Regions from separate parts of the Homo sapiens genome. Here region 1 is linked to region 2. Evidence: read pairs that join two places in POLR2A ChIA-PET (ENCODE). Cell type or tissue: Caco-2. All regions are shown on one strand.

What was found. ChIA-PET counts read pairs that join two places held together with the same protein. Peaks named below come from ENCODE experiments on the same cell type or tissue, not always from the same donor. Only the 100,000 strongest peaks of a DNase experiment are listed, where the experiment ranks them.
Region 1: POLR2A ChIA-PET joins it to region 2 with 19 read pairs; 2 of 35 experiments call an interaction of 5 or more read pairs at or near these places.

What each region holds. Positions count from the first base shown.
Region 1 is chr12:114,702,395-114,704,894 of GRCh38, reverse strand. The region is part of intron 1 of TBX3-AS1 (TBX3 antisense RNA 1); the gene reads right to left. Among named protein-coding and RNA genes, the nearest start is that of TBX3, 19 kb to the right of the region's middle. In Caco-2, no CTCF peak of the experiment used is centred here; DNase peaks (open chromatin) are centred at 664, 1,084 and 1,474; H3K4me3 peaks cover 151 bases.
Region 2 is chr12:114,868,475-114,870,974 of GRCh38, reverse strand. No RefSeq gene overlaps it. Among named protein-coding and RNA genes, the nearest start is that of TBX3, 190 kb to the right of the region's middle. In Caco-2, no CTCF peak of the experiment used is centred here; a DNase peak (open chromatin) is centred at 1,334.

The DNA of each region.
Region 1 (2,500 bases), 170 kb after region 2:
TAGCTGGGCGTGGTGGTGCATGCTTGTAATCCCAGCTACTTGGGAGGCTGAGGCAGAGAGAATTGCTTGAAGCCGGGAGGTGGAGGTTGCAGTGAGCAGAGATCGCGCCACTGCACTCCAGCCTGGGCAACAGAGCGAGACTCTGTCTGAAAATAGTAATAATAAAATAAAATGTCAATGTAGTATATATTACAGTTCCTGCCCCCACCCTTGCCCCGTTCTACCAGTAAGGCAATGGGGACCCAGATACTTTCCCAGTGCCTGTTAATTCCCAGGGAAAGTGCCAGGCCTTTCCTTGTGGCTTCTCTGGTAGCTGGTGGCCTGCAATCTGCCCCCTCCCAGTCCTCCTAAACCTCTGTAGGGCCTGGGCTAGAAAGTCAGGGACTCCAAGTTCCTGGCGTGGGTGTCAAACATCCCTTCTGAGTGCCCTGGCTCCAGGGTCCCCCGTCCTGAAGGGCCCAGCTGAGTGCGGCTTTCATCAGCCTCTGAGAGGTGGCAACAAGTTTCAGGGCAGGGTGCCTGCTGCCCACTGCCCCCACTTTTGCAGACCAGGCAGAGTGCTGGGAGGACTGGAAGCAAGATTCCAGAGGCATCTGGAAGTTATCAGTAACTCAACTGTCTGGCCAGTGGGGTGGGTTGAGGCCAGTGGCAGAGGGCAGAAACTGGCTGGAGGGTAGAGCGAGGAATCCCACACAGATTCCTGGGGCCAGACCCAGCTCCTGGGGGGAAGGGGTGGTGATGAGCTGGCTGGAAACCCTGCACCCTGCCCAGCCCTCCTTGGGCAGCAGCACCAAAGACAGCTGAAAGTCAATGATGATATTTGTCTGAGAAGAAACAGAGAGGGAGGAGCAGGTGGGCAGAGAGGGAGAGAAGCAGGCAGCCTGCTCCACTGGGCAGCACTTGAAGACCACGGCAGGGAAGGCGGGGCTGGGCAAAGCTCACCCTCTGGTCCACTTGAAGATTCCTGCTTCAAAACTAACCCTGATGGCTTCCAGACAAGTCGGCACCAAGGGTCATTTCTGGAGGCTGTAAGTGTTGTCGATAGCAGCTGTAGGGACAGGTGTAAATCAGCCTGTGCATTCCTCCCCTCGACCCCTCCCAGCTTTCTGCACCTGAAGCAGGTTCCATTTATTACTGCAAGCCAGCTCGGGAGGTCTAAACACACACACACACACACACACACACACACACACACAGGCACACACGGATATGCAGGCATGTGCCCTGTAGGCACATTTTTCTTTTCTTTTTTTTTTTTTTTTTTTTAGTGCTCCTTTAAAGCAAATTCTATCAGCTGTTTGTTAAAGCAAAGCAAACAAGGCTTCCCAACAAAAAAAAAAAAAAAAAAAGAAAAGAAAGAAAAGGAAAAAAATCCTTGATTAGCTACCTTTTAAAATGCCTTTCCTGGCAGACTGGGAGGCAAATAAGGGAGGAGGTAGAGTGAGGGAAGTTGAGCTGCGGTTTATTTGAACTAGTTGGAGTGATGAGTTGGGAGCCTGCAGGGGGCAGGGGAGGGGGTGCAAACGCGGACTTCACCTTCACCAGACTACTCTCAAACCTTCCTTCTCATCATCCACCAGCCTCCTGTGGTTCAACAAAGTTCTGTTTTCCCAAGAGGCTGGGAGGGAGGCTGCCCTTCATCGTCCCCTCCCTCTCCGTTGCAAGCAGGAATGTCTAGGAAATTGTGCAGCCCCTCTTTATTGGGCCAAATGCACTCTGGGAATAAGGAGGACTCTGGGGAAATTCCATTTTCTCTTCTTGGCCAAGTAGTCCCTACCAACAAGAACTTCTTAGTGAGTTTGTGTAGCGTGCTGTTGGAGTGGGGAAGAGGCTTTTCTGTGAAGCCAATGACAGAGAGAAACACAATGCCTTTTTTCCCCAAGATCCCAGCCACACACTCTCCCCCACCCTCTACCACAAAGGCCCTGCTGGGGGCCCCTGGAAACCCCTAATGAATGAGAACCTCTCTCCTAAGTTGTTAGTATTTGATGCTTTATACGGTTTTGAAAACCATATTCCCCAAGGGCTGGAGGCTATTCGGGAATTGGTCGGTTTGAGAAGCTCAATCGTGATTTAATGGAGGCATTTATACCGTGCTAGATAATCTCATACGTATGTCAAGTAATACATCGGGAGGGTGGCCCGGCTCTCTGGCTCTCCATTTCCCCACCATCTTTCTTATGTTTCCTTTTGGCCACTCCTTTCCCATCCGCTTTCCTTAGTCCCCACTTTCCCCACTTTCTCTGCCTCCAGGTGCTTCTCCCTTTCTTTGTCTCACCTCTTCTCTCTCTCTCCCCCCTCTTTCTCCTCCCCCCCCCCACCTCGCCCCTGCACTTGCTTCTTGCTCTCTGTGTTTCTTAATCTTTGTCCTTTCACCCCATCCCCAGTCTGCCTGATCCATCTCTCTCTGTCATTGTCTCTTCGTCTCTAACCTTTATCTCTTCTCCTCTTCTCCTCTCCATGCCTCTCCCACTCTGTGGGTATATAAGGGTCTCTTTTT
Region 2 (2,500 bases):
CTGCATAGTGAGTGGAGAAGAGAAGGGGGGAAAGTGGGTGTTTAAAGATAGTGCCAAAAGGAAGGAAGCTTGGATCTGTTTCTGGATCATCCCATCCACATCAGATGCCAAGTGAGGGTTTGATCTGAGCAATGGGAAGACAGGAGGGTGGCTCAATCAGAAGGTCCAGAGGAGAGGAACAAAGAGAGTGGCACCAGGACAGAGGGATCAGAGCATCCTACAGGCAGAGCTGGAAGAGTGGAAGCCAGAGCTCTGCACTGTGCTGCAGACCACTGCATCCTCAGCCCCCACTTGGCCAGCCCTCCTTCCCTGCCCATCAGCCCATTATACAGACGATAAAACTGAGCCCCAAAGAAGGTACATGGCTTCCCAGGGTCACTCATTCTTTCATGCATCCATTCAACATATATTCCCAGACCACCAGCCAGGTTCTCAGAAGTTAAGAGAGTCCTTTCTGTATTTAGAGGCTCCTGGGAATATTTACGATGAAGAAAGGTCAAAATGGGACATAAAAACCAGGATGCAGCAAGTGTGGGGGCTCACACCTGTAATCCCAGCACTTTGGGAGGCCCAGGCAGGCCAAAATTTACTGGGAACTTCCTGAGACAGTGTGGCTGTGTGTACGTGAGGCCAGGACTTTGAGACCAGCCTGGCCAACATGGCGAAACCCTGTCTCCACTAAAAATACAATAATTAGCTGGACATGGTGGCAGGTGCCTCTAATCCCAGCTACTTGGGAGGCTGAGGCAGGAGAATTGCTTGAATCCAGGAAGCAGAGGTTGCTGTGAGCCGAGATTGTACCACTGCACTCCAGCCTGGGCAACAGAGTAAGACTCCATCTCAAAAAAAAAAAAAGATAATTAAAAGATTTATGAAAAAAAAAAAGGATGTTTATGTATAACTCTCTATATGGGATATACTCCCAGTATGGAACATACGTTTGGAGTATTGTGACAAATGTCACCTCTTTTCCCTGCTTTTGGGACATTTCTGTGTGCGGATGTGTGACTATTTGGAGATAAACTCAAACGTCTCCATTTGAGACCCCTCATGAATATGAGGCCGAGAATAAATAGTCCTAAAGGCATCTACTGTAAGCTAAACCTTATTGAATGTTGGAAACAGGGAATCTATTTTCCTCTGTGGCTGGCTCCCACATCAACTGGGGACACTCATGGGTACCCAGAGGCAGAGACAATGCAAACTGCTCAGCATGGAAACCCAGGAAGCTAGGGAAGCTCAGAGAGGGGGAACTGCAAACCAGAGGGAGCAGCAACTCCCAGCCCAGAGAGCTGTTCCCCCAACAACCCGTCAGGCCTCAGGAGCTGATTCTGCTAGACCTGTTCTACTGCTGCCCAGGATGGGCTGCAAGCTCAGGGTGTCCTGTGGCTTGAAGGACTCAGGGAAGAGACCTCTGGGGAAGCCAGCCCTGACAATTTTGCAGCCCAGTGACTCAGCAGCCATCTTGCCAAGACACAGCCTTCCTCTCTAAGAGCGGAGACCCCCGTGCACCCCAGCACACCCCACGTCAACAGAGTCAGAACGTATTAGAGCAGAGTTTTGCTCCCCAGTGCCTCTTGTCTCAGCAAAGCCAACTAATTCAGATTTAACCTTCCTCTTAATAGGCCGTGTTGCTGAGCCCTCTAATTAATGCCACATGTTTCCCTCAGCTGTCATCCTGAATAAATGTTTACAAAGCTATTAACGTACTGTATTTGTAAACCTGGACCACTCGGCTTTGGGGAGTCATGTGGTACGCATTTTCTCCTCAAAGATGGAAAAGACTTAGTAATAATAAATACATTGTTTTGCAGGGATGGGAGCAAGGCGTTGCCTGAAAAAAAAAATTTATTGCGAGCTTCCTGAGACAGCGTGGCTGTGTGTACGTGAGGAATCAGAGCTCTTCCCGAGTTCAGAGGAACTGCCAGGGGCTGGATTTGGCCCAGGTAGGGGCTGAGAGTGGGAGAACTCCAGGGACAGAAAAAAGCAAAATGCTGGTTTGAGATCTGAAGACCCAGGCTCTGATTCCAGCCTCCTCGTTCACCAGCTCTGCAGCACTAGGCAAGCCAGTTTTCTTCTTAGGAACTCAGTTTTTCCATCTGTAAAATGGGAAGTTGAGATTTACAAGCGTTTTCTGTGTTTGATCCAGAATTCGAGTCTGACTCCTTCTCTGCTTCAACTACTACACAAGCCCTGAAGCGCGTCTTGTGTAAATTCTTCAAAGGTACCCATGCCCCTAAAGATGAAGTCCTGATGTCTCGACACGAAATCCCAGACGTAGCGTAATCTGCTCCACTGGCCTGTCCAGACCCAGCTCTGATTATTCCTGCCTTCTATTCTAGCCAGGCTCAATTGATTGTCAGTTTCCTAAAAGGAGCCCTCCTCACTCTCACTTCTGAGTCTTTGCCTATGCTGGGTTTCCTACCAGGAGCACCTCTTCCCTTCTGTCTGCCCTATTTCTACTCACTATTCATGTCTCAACTTCTAGATCTCTTTCCCT